Linked DNA regions of Homo sapiens: region 2 is linked to region 1. Evidence: chromatin loops called from intact Hi-C (ENCODE). Cell type or tissue: lower leg skin. All regions are shown on one strand. Each heading gives the region's core, and the rest is flanking DNA. Links, peaks and the distances in the headings are about the cores only.

The links. Hi-C counts contacts between places; a loop is a spot of excess contacts. Peaks named below come from ENCODE experiments on the same cell type or tissue, not always from the same donor. Only the 100,000 strongest peaks of a DNase experiment are listed, where the experiment ranks them.
Region 2: it touches region 1 in a loop (3-fold over the local background); 2 of 110 quality-filtered maps call a loop at or near these places.

What each region holds. Positions count from the first base shown.
Region 1 is chr14:100,814,227-100,821,147 of GRCh38, reverse strand. MIR2392 (microRNA 2392) reads right to left here and starts at 6,657; the gene lies at 6,574-6,657. RefSeq lists an enhancer at 5,487-5,987. In lower leg skin, for the core only: a CTCF peak has its summit at 3,725; no DNase peak of the experiment used is centred there.
Region 2 is chr14:101,632,394-101,639,314 of GRCh38, reverse strand. LINC02320 (long intergenic non-protein coding RNA 2320) reads left to right here. Exons shown (of 6, transcript NR_184269.1): 2 at 3,827-3,999; 3 at 4,636-4,872; 4 at 6,200-6,409; 5 at 6,729-6,902. Among named protein-coding and RNA genes, the nearest start is that of DIO3, 74 kb to the right of the region's middle. In lower leg skin, for the core only: no CTCF peak of the experiment used is centred there; DNase peaks (open chromatin) are centred at 3,564, 4,414 and 4,614.

The sequences.
Region 1 (6,921 bases), core at 2,558-5,057:
AAGAACTGCTCCATTCAACTGCCTGCGGCTAGGGAGGGGGTGGCTTTTGCTGTGTTGACAGAGAACTGCAGAGGCCTGGGGAGGGGCCCCAGAGGAGAAACTGTGTTCCAGGTAGAACAGGACTGGAAAGTTTGCTCTTTTTTTCTTTTTTTTTAACTAAAAGATTGCTGACAGTTGAAAAACTCCCACCCCACCCAAGAGGCTCCTAGAGGAGGCATTTGTACTAGGTTTCAACAAGGACTAGAAACTTCTTAAGTCTTAATGTCAAAGGGAAGGGGGCCGAGGCTGGGCACACTTTCAATTTAAACATTGAGGGTCTGGATGGTTCCAGAGCACACAGTTGGCCTCCCTGAGCCAAGCCTGGTGATACCTCTGTCTCAGAGCTAACCCAGAAGCCACCAGCTCCTGGGGGAGCCAAGGGTGCGTAGGAGACGCACTGTGATTAGGGGCCCGTGCACATAGAGGCAGCGGTCAGAGGTTCCAGAGGGCACACAATCTTCCCTCGTTGAGCTTAAGTTTGCTGATGTCCATGTCGCAGCCCACGCCCAGAGGAGGGTACCAGCAAAGGTAGGAATCTCCTTGAACTTTCTTCAAAAAGCCCAAATCCATGTGACTCTTGCTTCGTAGAGCTGCTCAGAAGCTCATGAGGGCTCGGGGGAAAGTGACAATCCCTGGGAGATAGGATGATGAGTTCCACCTACCACGGCAGTCTACCACCACTGCCACCGCTGCCTGCCACCGCTGCCTACCACCACTGCCTACCACCACTGCTGCCACCACTGCCACTGCTGCCACCACTGCCACTGCTGCCTACCACCACTGCCTGCCACCGCTGCCTACCACTGCTGCCTGGCACCGCTGCCTACCACCACTGCCTACCACTGCTGCCTTCCACCGCTGCCTGGCACCACTGCCTACCACCGCTGCCCTCCACTGCTGCCTGCCACCGCTGCCTACCACTGCCTGCCACCACTGCCACCGCTGCCTATCACCGCTGCCTGCCACCACTGCTGCCACCGCTGCCTGCCACCGCTGCCTGCCACTGCTGCCCTCCACTGCTGCCACCACTGCTGCCTACCACTGCCTGCCACCAATGCCACCGCTGCCTATCACCGCTGCCTGCCACCACTGCCTACCGCATCAGTCTACTACCGCTGCCTGCCACCGCTGCCTGCCACCGCTGCCTGCCACCGCTGTCTGACGCTGAAAGGAGATGAGAATCAAACAGAGGGCAGCACATGGCAGTGCAGGGTGAGTGCCACTCCATGCAGTGGCCTGTGCTGCCCAGAGTCTACCGAGCCACACGTTGTGCACCTGGCGGGATGGCTGACCACCCCATAAACACAATGTCACAAATGCTGATTGCAGCCTTTCTTTCAAACCATTGAGTGCAGCTTGCAGGGTGACCGGCAGTCTTGCCTGGTGATTGAAGGTTTGGGCCCCAACATCAGACTGCAGGTGCTAGTCCACTTGCTACCTGTGTGGTCTTGGGTTGGTTGCTTAACCTCTCTGAACCTCATTGTCATGATCTGTACAATGGGGACAAAATACCTTCTTCAGTTGAGAAGATTAAATTGGGGAAAAATGTGTGCTGTACTTATGGCAGGCCCTAGCCATATGACATGGAGTGAGGATGAAGAGACCTTCTTGTCTTCCATGTAGTTTGCATTTATTTTGTAAGAAGAAAAATTTTATTTTGTAATTTCGTAAAAGTTAACCTGGCTGGGCACAGTGGCTCATGCCTGTAATCCCAGCACTTTGGGAGGCTGACGCGGGCAGATCACTTGAGATTAGGAGTTCGAGACCAGCTTGGTCAATGTAGTGAAACCCCGTCTCTACTAAAAATACGAAAATTAGCCAGGCATGGTGGCAGGTGACTGTAGTCCCAGCTAATCGGGAGGCTGAGGCAGGAGAATCACTTGAACCCAGGAGGCAGAGGTTGCAGTGAACCGAGATGGTGCCACTGCACTCCAGCCTGGGTGGCAGAGCGAGACTTCATCTCAAAAATAAATAAATAAATAAATAAATAAATAAATAAATAAATAAACAAACAAATAAATAAATAAAGTTTGGCCGGGCACGGTGGCTCACGTCTGTAATCCCAGCACTTTAGGAGGCCAAAGCAGGCGGATCACCTCAGGTCAGGAGTTCCAAACCAGCCTGACCAACATGGAGAAACCCCGTCTCTAATAAAAATACAAAATTAGCCAGGCATGGTGGCACATGCCTGTAATCCCAGCTACTCTGGAGGCTGAGGCAGGAGAATCGCTTGAACCTGGGAGGCGGAGGTTGCAGTAAGCCGAGATCGTGCCATTGCACTCCAGCCTGGGCAACAAGAGTGAAACTCCATCTCAAAAAAAAAAAATTTAAATTTAAATAGTTAATCCAATATATCAGCTAGGTCCATGAGCAAAGGCCTGTGCCATGGGTGCCCTGCTGCCCTTCCCTTCCCACAGATGTGGGACAGTCTGGGACAGACTTGAATGCTTCCTCTGAAATGCCTTCCAAAACAGCTGCGCCCCTCTGTGGTTTTGGGGATGGGCTCTGCCAGTCCCCATAATCGGTCAGAGGGAAAAGAGAAACAAGCATCCCCACTCCCAGCCTTTTGGCTGAGCCTCACTGGCCATCAGCAGCCTAGGCTGGCCACCCTAACACAGCCACCTGGCCCCTTGCCCTCCCTCCTTGTGGCCAACAAGGGCTGGGTAGGGTGCTCTCTTCCTACTTAGGACTTCCTGTCTCAGAGTGTGGGATCTGAGATGTCATTTACAAGCTCAGTGGGAAAACAAATATTCCAGATAAAAATATTCCCATGACACTTGGCCTGCCCCTGCCGTCTTTCCTGTGGCTCTCTTGTTCCTGGTTGGGGTGGGGACTCTGCAGCCTGGCATGGGACATTTGGCAGTGAGGAGGCCATGAGGCAAGGTGGGTGAGAACACAGGCTCCCAACTCAGACAGCCTGGCTTGAATTCTGATACCACCACTTGACTTTGGCTGGGATCCTTTCACCTCTCCTCAATTTCTCCACCTGTAAAATAGGGATAATAGTACCTACCCCCACCCCCCCACCCCCGGGTGTTGAGAAGGTTAAATGAGACAGTAGGTGCTCAGTAACCCAAATGGCATCCTCCCTCCTCCTGCAGAGAGCCCCCGCTGCCCCAAGGAGAGCAGGCCTCACAGTGCCACCCACTCCACAAGAATGCAGAGCTCAGAACCTTTACATCGGGCTCCTGTTTGCAGGAACGGCTCCAGGCCTGGCTGACAAGGGCTGTGAGCCTCTCTGGCCTCCACCACCAGCCTTTCCTGGGAATCCCAGGCCGGGGTAGTGGAAGATTCTCAGAGCAGCCGAGGCGCCCTCCACACCAGCCCTGGTGTGCACTTTCTACAGCCATCATGCCAACACGTCCTGCAGCCTTCGCCCACCCAGAGTTCATTTCCTCCCATTTGGGGTAACTTCACCACCCCAGGTCACTGGACAGGACCGAAGGTCACCAAAGGTCATCCCGGAACACCGCAGGTCACCTTGGCTCTCAGTGCTTCATCCAGAAACCTGAGTCTACCCCCCATACCCGTCTACCGAGCCGCCAGGGCTTATGTTGTGCAAACGCTGCGCCCTCTGAGACAGGGGCTCAAATGTTCAACATACCCTTTAGGTGTTTGCGGAAAGGATGAGCTCAAAGACGCCTGCCTCTAGGTAAACGGAGCTGCCCTTGCACATGTGATGATAAGGAAAAGCAAACGAAGGCTGCCTTTGAACGGCCTTTTTGCTCCACCAGCTCCCAACCTAAAGCTGCCTTTGCAGTCGTGAACTGTGGGGGGATGGGGGCGTGGAGGTGGTGGGGGAAGGACAGTGGCCACTAGCACCCTGGCCCTTTGAGAAGGGTCCTGCCCACTTCGCCCTGCCAGGCCTCGGTTTCCCCCCTGCAAAAACAGGAAAGTTGATATTCATGCCACAGGCTTGCTCTGAATACAGACTAAAACAGACTATTTTCTTTTTATTTATCTTTTTTTGGGACGAGATCTCACTTTGTTGCCCAGGCTGGAGTACAGTGGTGCAATCATGGTTCATTGCAGCCTCAAACTCCTGGGCTCAAGCAATCTTCCTGCCTCGGCACCCCAAGTAGCTGGGACTACAGGCGCTTCCCACTACATCAAGTTTTTTTGTTTGTTCGTTTGTTTTTTAAGAGACAGAGTCTCTCTATGTTGCCCAGGCTGGTCTGGAACTCTCAGATTCAAGAGATCCTCCTACCTCAACCTCCCAAAGTGCTGAGGTTACAGGCATGAGCCACCACTCCTGGCGACAGACTATTTTCTAAAAGCCTCACACGTTACCCAACTAAATAGGGATGTTGAGGGTCAAGGTCCAGGGCTGGGGAGGTGGAACTCTGGAGTAGGGAGCACAGGGAACATAGGCAGGGAGGCCAGGCCAGGCACACTCAGAAGAGGCTGCTTCAAAATACACCAGCAGAGCATTTGCACCTTTAGCCTGAGTTCTGGCAACTTTAAAAGACAATTCCAGATTGTCTTACTTATCCATTCATTCATTCCATTCAGGAAGTACTTCCTGGGTGCCTAGGGCTGGCATTATTTTACATGCCAATGGCTAGGGATAAAATGACAAGTGATGGGTCAAGCTCCCTGCCTCACTGAGCTCAGAGCCAACAAGGGAGCTGAGCTGCACACCTACTGTGTTCAGGCTGCACTCTGCATGCCTCTGCTTAGATGTTAGATGGCTAGCTTGCTCAGCCCAGGCCCTGAGAGTGAGTGAACGCTCTCCCTGGGAAGATGAAATGAGAAGTAAGACGCTGTCATTTAACCACAAGAGAGAGCCCGTGGAGGTTTGGGATGCCCAGGAAGAGCTGGCACCTCTCACTTCGGTGGGAGCATCAGGAATCTGGGCCCATATCCCCTCCCGAGAGTCTGGCCTTATGTACATTTCCCAGAAATTCTCACTGTTTATACTGAGGGGCCTCCCCGGAGCAGAAGTCATTCAAATCCTGTTTTCAGCTGTAAGTCACTTCCTGCCTAGCTTAGGGCACAGGCATCTCAGAGCATTGAATGTATGGCCACGTGGCCACCCCAGAGATCCAAGCAAAACTGTCTGGTTGCCCAGCCTCAGCTGTTCCTGAAAGGCTTGAGTGTGCAATCCCGGTCCCCTGCTTTGGAGTTACACAAAGGGCCCTCCCGTAAGCCCTGAACAGCAGGCATGACTCAGGCCCAGACTTAGGGCTGGTTTCCACAGCCCATACCGGGGCCCTAATTTGGAGAAATCTGAGTGGACCTAGGCTGAAGATCCCCCCTGAGGAGGTCAGGAAGTGGCCAGGGGACCTTATATAAGCTGACCTCTCCCACCAGGCTGGGCAGGAGGCTAGGGTGAGTGTAGGGGCAGGAGGTAGAGGGAGGAAGATGAGGGGAGAAGGTGAACGGGCTAAGGTCTCCAGCGCTCCCTGGTGAGACCTCTCCAACTCCCGTTTCGGTAACCGCTTCTCTGGCAGGGGTTTCCGCAGGCCTGCCATCCTGACCAAAGGGGAAGAGCACGTCCACCTGGAATGGGAAGGCTCCCTCCTGCCCATCCCAGGGCCACAGAAATGTGGACCTGGAAGGGGTAAGAAGGCAGGCGCTAGCTCCATCTCCCACATCCCAATCATAGCATCTCAAATTATACATGTAGCATCATGGGGCTTGTTTAGAACATAAGGTAGTACTTCCTGGAGGGAAAGGCTTGAAATAAGCAACCCCAAATGAACAAGGCAAAGATGTAACAAGGGCCTGGAACCTGGCAGCCATGCTGACTCTGCGTGTGCCATGTCCTCCCTGGTGAGTGATTGGGCCAGGAGAAATGGGGGTCCTAGGCCTATGGGTCAGACACCCCAATGAGAAACTATTTTGGCTCCAAGGAGCCCCTAGCCACACAGCTCCAGAAACCTGGGAGACGCAGGGCAGCCCACGGTCACTCCGGCTTCATCCCAAGTCCTTGTGTATTCTGTGAATTGGGAGCCTGAAGGCACAAGAACCATGGGAGGGTATGCGTTTGACCAGAAGGTAGGAAGGAAGCAGCTTAGCCTACAACCCTTCTGGGGCACCTCCTGGGCCACCCTCTGCTTTACAGCTTAGACCTCTGGGGAAGGGGGTTGGGCACTCGGCGGAAATCATCACTCATTTGCATAGTGAAGTCTATGCCGTACCTAGGTCCCAAATCCAGGGGAAGGCAATGCACGGCAGAAACGGGGTTTGAATGACTTCTAGGAGCCCTTTGTGCCAAGTCGAGATGGCCTCATCCCCACAGCCCACATTCCTGGCAGGCTGGGTCAGGGATCCCTGGGCCAGAGATCTGAGATCAGCCTGGCCAGCAAGCCCCCAAGTAAAAGTTTATGCTGAACAGAGCACAGAAGCCGAGCTGTGTTCCCTTAGGTCAAGATTTTCACACTTGAACTCACGTTCCCTTTAAATAAAGTGGAAACTCCCCATCTCTGCCACTCTACACCAAGATTCAAATCCCCCCAGCATGACCGTGTGCTGAGGCTGTGTTTGCTTTAGGCCCTCACCCCGCTCAGGCTAGTTCAGTTTTGTGACTATCTAGCACCTCTCACCCCCATCCTACAGCCTGGGGTGGCTCGGGAGCCACCTGGTCTGAGGAATGGCTGGATTGGGAGGGACCATATCAAAATATTCCTGCGGGACTACTGTTAGTTCCTTAAGATACCATTAGAAGGCCACCCCATCCCACGAAGCTTCTCTCATCAACTTTACACTATGTCTGCAGTCTAACTAGGTGTGACTTCTCGGTTGGCATTCTGGCAATATGTACCCAGCATTTCAATGCACACGAGTCTCAGCCCAGACATTCACTCCTAGAAATTGTCCCTGCAGAAATACTTGCACAGCGCAAAGAGACACAGAGCGACAAGGACATCCGGCACAGCG
Region 2 (6,921 bases), core at 2,981-5,480, 820 kb before region 1:
GTCAGTCATTTGATCATGTAATTTAACGTGGATGTCAGATCTGCACGCAAACTTTCTATACCAGAGGCTGTGAATAATGCCATGCATTACTGGCATCTCAGGGTTTTCTAGAACAAACTCTTGGTGGAGAGCTGTTATTCCTTCCATCATTACAGCCACATCTGTATGCAACACAGCAGGGCCTCCACCATGAGCTATGTGTCTCGAAGTATTAATTGTCCAGTTTGAATGGTTCATTCCCAGTAATTTGTTTTGGGACTACTCAAAAGAACAAACAGTGTCCTCCCCAGCCTTTTTCTTTTGGGATTCGAATTAGTGCTATTAACTGAGCCCAATTAGTAATGTATTAATATATAGATTCATCAATCTGCAATGAAAACTTCTTTTGACTTAATAAGACTTTGGATTGGTGTCATCTTTGTCATCTGACATGTTGTCAATTCGTTTACTAATAATATTATTTGAAAATGTCACCTTTTCCATTTCCTTTGCTTCATTAGTCCCAGACACAGTGTTGACAATTTCCAATCAGGCTGTTAGAATGAGCGATTCTGCAATTACGTGAGTCATTTCGGCTTTAGGTTGTAATCGCTGGACCTTGTAACCAGCTCCTTGGGCTCCATCGGATACTGGGGCAATCGATCTTAGCCAAGAACTTTGTTTCTTAATTCGTGCTTGTGGATGCTTAGAAAAGGTCACAGCTTTTTTTTCTGGGCAAAAAGCACATTGCGTGGTGAGGTGGTGCCGGCCACTTGGCGCCCTTGCCTCTCTGGATAATTCTCCCATCCAAATAAGACTTTAAGGCAGAAAAGGGATAATTGTCAGGAGCACACGAATCCCAATGTGTGATAGTTCTCATTATGTTGCCTAACTAACGACTTAGACTTTTGGGGGGAATTATTGGTTGTCTTGTGACTATAACTTTCCAGTCTTAATTAAAATATTGTCAATTACAGAGAACATAAAAATATCTGTAAAAGTACATCAATTTGGATATGAAATGCTTAAGGAGACCAGAGGCCTTTACAGCTTCTGAAGATTGATTTTAAAAAGGCTGTCTGCATTATTAAAAGTTTAAAAATAAACAAAAATAAAAAAATTGAAGCATGGACTAAATAAAATAGGATGTATTAAAGTGTTGATTTTCATTTAATTCAGGAATTAAATTGCTGAAAATGGCATGCAATGTGACTATTATCTACACACATGTATAATAATGAACCTTTTTAAAAGATAGATTTCCTGGTGCTGTAAATGCTGATAGTCCCTCATTAATGTATTGATTTGCTTAAAGTATGTTAAATTCCTATTTTAAAAAAACCTGGCTGGGCGTGGTGACTCATGCCTGTTAATCCCAGCACTTTGGGAGGTCAAGATATCGAGACCATCCTGGCCAACATGGGGAAACCCTGTCTCTACTAAAAATACAAAAATTAGCTGGGCATGGTGGCGGGGGCCTGTAATCCCAGTAACTCAGGAAGCTGAGGTGGGAGAATCGCTTGAATCTAGGAGGCGGAGGTTGCAGTGAGCCGAGATCATGTGACTGCACTCCAGCCTGGCAACAGAGTGAGACTCGGTCTCAAAACAAAAACAAAAACAAAAACAAAAAACCTAACCATTGTTTTTAAGTTTCTAAAACAAATTGATTTAAATTTCTGAAATAATAATTCATTATGAACTTTTGTTAAGAATCAGACTGGTGGCTGGGCGAGGTGGCTCACGCCTGTAATCTCAGCACTTTGGGAGGCCCAGGCGGGCAAATTACTTGAGGTCAGGAGTTCAAGACCAGCCTGGCCAACATGGCGAAACCCTTCATCTACTAAAAATATCAAAAATTAGCCAAGCATGGTGGCGCACGCTGGTAGACCCAGCTACTTGGGAGGCTGAGGTAGGAGAATCACTTGAACCCAGGAGGAGGAAGTGCAGTGAGCCAAGATCATGGCACTACATTCCAGCCTGGGCAACAGAGGAAGACTCCCTCTCAAAAAAAAAAAAAAAAAGGAATCAGAACTGGCTAATTGTAAATATCAATTAACAAAATCAATTATGCTTTATTTGGAAGCACCTAACACTAACAGTCATTACCACTAAGATAAAGAAACAAAATATAGACCTCTAAGGCGGGAATTAAAATAAGAGCTAATCAAAAAGAAAACTAAATATCTTTGCAGAATAAAGAACTTCACTAAAAAAGCTGGCAGCTAGATGAAATCTGACTGTTGGCTGATTGATGGGAAGGTCAAGGTCATGCCCCTGGGTGTAGCATCTAGGGCACTCTCTGGAGAGGGGCTACCCATACAATCTTAGGTGCCAGAATAAGAGTGACTGAATTTAGGATTCGTTACTCCCAAAGAGAAAGAGTCACTGAGAGAGGTGTCGGGGCCAGCTACAGTGGAGTGCTGGCCACCATCTTGGTTCCATTTTGCATTTGAAGCCAGCGCTGAGGTAGAGAGGTAGGAAAACAGAGCAGAGAGATGGAAGGCACCAGGGTCTTTGAGGACCACACCCAGCTACCACACACCCTGAACCCCATTCCACTTCTAGACTTCCTGTTAGATGAAATGATCCATGTTTTTATGGTTTTAGCTTGAGACAGGTTTTATGTTCCTTGTGGCCAAAGACATTTAAACTGAGGTGATCCTTGATAAATGTTTTCTCAATGGATAGATGGAAAGCTGAACGAGAAGGTTATTAAAGGATTAAAATAAAGGCTATGTACGCAGGCAGGGCTGGAACCCCCTCCCCACAAGGGGTGCCCGGTGTGGGCTGGGGTGGGTGAAGGAGCGTACGGGGCTGGCCCTCACCGCCAGGTATGTCAGAAAGTGCCCCCGTCTTCACAGCAAAGGCTGCTGAGTGAACCAAAGAGTTTTGCAAAGTTTTATTATGATTCAGAAAGGAGTGACAGTGACGGGGCGGCAGGGATGACTGATCACTCTCAGCTCAGACAGGTTTCATCTTCTGAATGTTCAATCAGAGCATGAGTGATTGGTGGGTATTAGAGGCGCTCTTTTAAAGGTCAGTGCGGCAGACAGAAGTCCTCGTGGCCCAGACATGTGCCTTAGTAACCACAGCGGAATTCATTAACTTGTCATGGCTGTCCCAGAGCCTGTCAGCTGGCCTTCCACAGACATATGTCATCCTCAACCACATCCACGCTGGCCGGGCCAAAGGAGGAAGCCACACAGGGCCAGAGTATGGGCAACTGGGGAAAGCAAGGCCCAGCACCCCATCCAGTTCCCTTCACGTTATTCTCACAGTAGCCAGCACTTATTGAGCGCTTACTGTGTGCCAGCACCCTGGCAAGTCCTGGATACTTAATGCTCACAACCTCCTTTGGAGATGTACCTGGTGAGTCCCATTCAAGGAAAAGGAGGCTCGGGCATGGCCCTGGACATACCAGGGACAGAGCTGAGGTGGAGTCCAGGCTCCCAGCTGTACCCAACACTACTCACCACCAGGGGCCCACGCTGGGCATGGGACACACCCCCACATAACACAGCTGTAAACACGTTCCCAGTAAAGGGGGACACACATTTTTGGGGGTGTGGGTGGTTTAAGCAAATCCCAGGGATTGCCTGCTTACTCCTTCTAGGGCCAGGGAAGCTGGGCTGGAGGAAGCTGTCTGGGAGCCCAGGAGGCAAGCAGAAAACCGCCAGGACCGCCCCACGCTGGGGGAGCAGCAGGCACGGCCCCTACCAACACCCCCTGGCACCTCGCAAAGCTAGAGCCCGCCCGGTCCCCTCCCCGGAGCGCCCTGGTCTTTGGTTCGTATTCAGCACATCTTCAGAAACAGTGATAGAAAAATGCTGGTTTCTGACTCCACCAGCTCACGGAGGAGATGCCAGCTCACGGAGGAAAATCTGGAAGGTGTTGAAGCATAGACGCTGGAACATAAAATGACTCATGATCTCACTGGGAGAAGGGCTGGGAACATCGTGGGCTCTCTTCTCCCCGCGCTCCTCTCTCCGGGTCTCTGTTTCCCTCATTCCACGATGTTTAGTGAGTACCTGCAGAGGGGGCTTCCCGGGATGCAGGGCTCAGGGCAGGGGTGGGGGCGAGCGTGGGCGAGGCAGAGCGGGCGAGCGCGGGCTGGGAAGGGCGCCCCTGGCGGGCGGCCCGGGCATAAAGGCTTTTGAGCTGGCCTCGCGGGCAAGGCAGGAGGACTGCCTGGGGGAGGCGGCCATACGCCCACCCTAGAGGAAAGCGGCCACCAACGCTGAGGGTCCGGCCCCCACTGACCCTCTGAGACCGAGCCGCCTCGTGTACCAGCGAGGCCACCCGCGCACCTGGCTTGGGCTCCCAGCCCCGCGCCCCTCCACGTCGGAGGCGCAACACCTGTACCCGAGCCTCGGACTCTGAGAACGTCTGGCCTTTAGATAGGCCTCGCGCTCCCAGCGCTGGGGAGTCCTGCATCCCCTAACCGGTGTCTCTCCCGGATGCAATGGAGGTGAACCCCTGGGGTCTCGCGGATCCCGAGTTCAAAGCGACCACAGACTGCTCTGCTTCCAGGACATCCCCTTGGACACCCTCCTCCCCCGCCCAGGCAACCCAAAACCAGCATGTCCCCAGACACACTCCCCTAGACACACTCCGCAACGCCCCAGACCTGCTCCCCACTGAGTCCTCTGTATCCAGGAACCATCGGCGCACTACATCAGACTAGAGGTCTGGGGTCACCCGACCATCCCGCCACAAGCCCCTCCGAGGCATCACTGTGTCCAGATTTTGCAAACTGCACCTCCTGAAGGGGCTGGGGTCTGTCCACTTCGCCCCATCTGCCGTGGCAGCACTTCCTCCGTGGTTCGCACCCCCACAGCAGCCTCCTGGGAAGGCACCTCCCTGGGGCCCCTCTCAGTCCACGGTGTGGATATGGTGAGTTCTTAAACCATGAACTTCTGATTTCACAGCTCTGCTTGAAGCCTTCAATGTCAGGCTTCCTGTTGCTCTTAAGATAATGATCAAAACTCTCAACAAAGTTCCCCTGATAAATGCTCTCAACGTGCCCCCCACCACAGCATCCCTAACTGTAATGAATACATCATTGGTCCTCACGGCAGCGGATTAATCGTCTGTGAGTGTTGGTTTAATCTTTCTCTTCTGGAGTTTAGCTGTCACTGCCATATCCCCAGCACGGAGCACAATGACATGTTTATATGTAGAAAATTGAGCGAAAAATAAAAACAGCTAACATTTGGGTACTTATTATCTTCCAGGCAGCAAGCTATGCATTTTGCATATATTAGCAAATCCATGAGGCAGGTGCTGTCTTCATTGTACAGGTGAGGAGCCTGAAGCTCAGAGAGGTGAAGGAACATCCTCAAGGCCACGCTCTGAAATCAACAAAAGATACATCAGTTTATTGTGGGAAACATCAGAACATGCAGAGATATTAACAAAGAGAAGTCACTCAGAGATGACTGTCATTAACATTTTGGTGTATTTCTTCGTAGACATTTTCCTATGTCTCTGCATAGTAACATACTGTCCAGAGTGCTTGTAATCTGCTAGACGGTTTGATGAGACCAAGTTTTCATGGTATTAGCCACGGCAATATTTGTATTCATATTTTAGGGTATGGCTGAACTGAAATTTGCTTTTGCTCAACTCAGCCCCTCTTGTGAACATTAGGCACTTTGCACTTCACCTGCTGAAAACGTGGTAGTCATAAACACGCTGGTAGCTCAATCGTCCCACCTATCTTTACTATGTTATTCATTCCTAGCAGTGGGGCCTGGGTCAAAAGTTCTGCAGGGTTTTAAGGCTTTGGATCAGTGGTTCGGGATTGTCCTCTGGGACGGGCTGAGAAGCACACATGCCTGCCGGTGGTGACAAGCATTCCTTCCTAGTGCAGAGTCAGGTCTGCACCTGGCACCCCCTACCCATCCAGGTTGGGTCCCTGGCATTCAGTTATGTGGAACAGACCAGAAAAATTAAAAAAGAACCCCCTCCCGCATCTTCCCCGAAGGACCACTGGCCTGCTGTCTCTCCCCGCACTCCCCCACTGGAGTTCATACCCACTGAATCACGACCCCCTTGTGGCTAAGCCCTGGTGCGCCACCCTGCAAAATCAAAGGTGGTGTCTAGGCACAGAAATGGCTCCGTGACCTATGTCCCCTTTGTTCTAATCTAGAATCCAGCCAGGAGTATGCGTGTCAGAAGCCAGGGGTGATTGTGTTTTTTCTCCTTCCTCTTTCTTTAGGTCAGGAAGATTCCTGCAGCTGCTGAGTTAGTACTTTTAAGAAAGTACTGGATTCCCTCTCACAATGGGACTTTGATTTTTTTAAGAAAAAGGTTTCATAAGTTTTCAAATAACCTGGAGCAGTTGAGCAAACTTAATGTGCAGCGTGGTCCCTGCTGGCTGGGTTTGAGGGGCTGGGTCTCTCTGAGTGGATGCTGGTGAGGTGCAGAGGTGAGTGAAGGCTTATCCGGGAATGGAGGAGAAGGGGACAGCCTGGGGAATAAAAAAGAACTTTCCGTGAGACGCTGTACCTCAATGCTAGATAATGCCAGGCTGGGCTTTTGCTAGTCTTAAAAACTACATCACGCATGTTATAGGCAAAGGCCGGCAGCCCCTCCCAGGGAAAGCCCTTTGTTTGAGTCCATAGAGACCCCCTATTGCAAGGGCCCCTTTCGTGATTTTTGAGGGGTCTGCAGGAAAAGAGGGCAGAGGTCGTAGTTTGGGGATCGCTGGTGACCATGCACCAACTTTTTTGTTGTTTCCATCTCAGGAAGAAGAAAAGGTGCCTGAGGGCCTGTGTGGAAGGCCTGTCACACAGCACATCCTGGGAAATCTGTCCAGGAAGCAGCCAGGCGGGCATCAGCCAGGCGGGCATCAGCATCTTCACTGTGCAGATGAGAAACTGAGGCCGCAGAGGTGAAGGGACATGCCCAGGATCACTAAGGCAAGACGGGGGAAGAGCA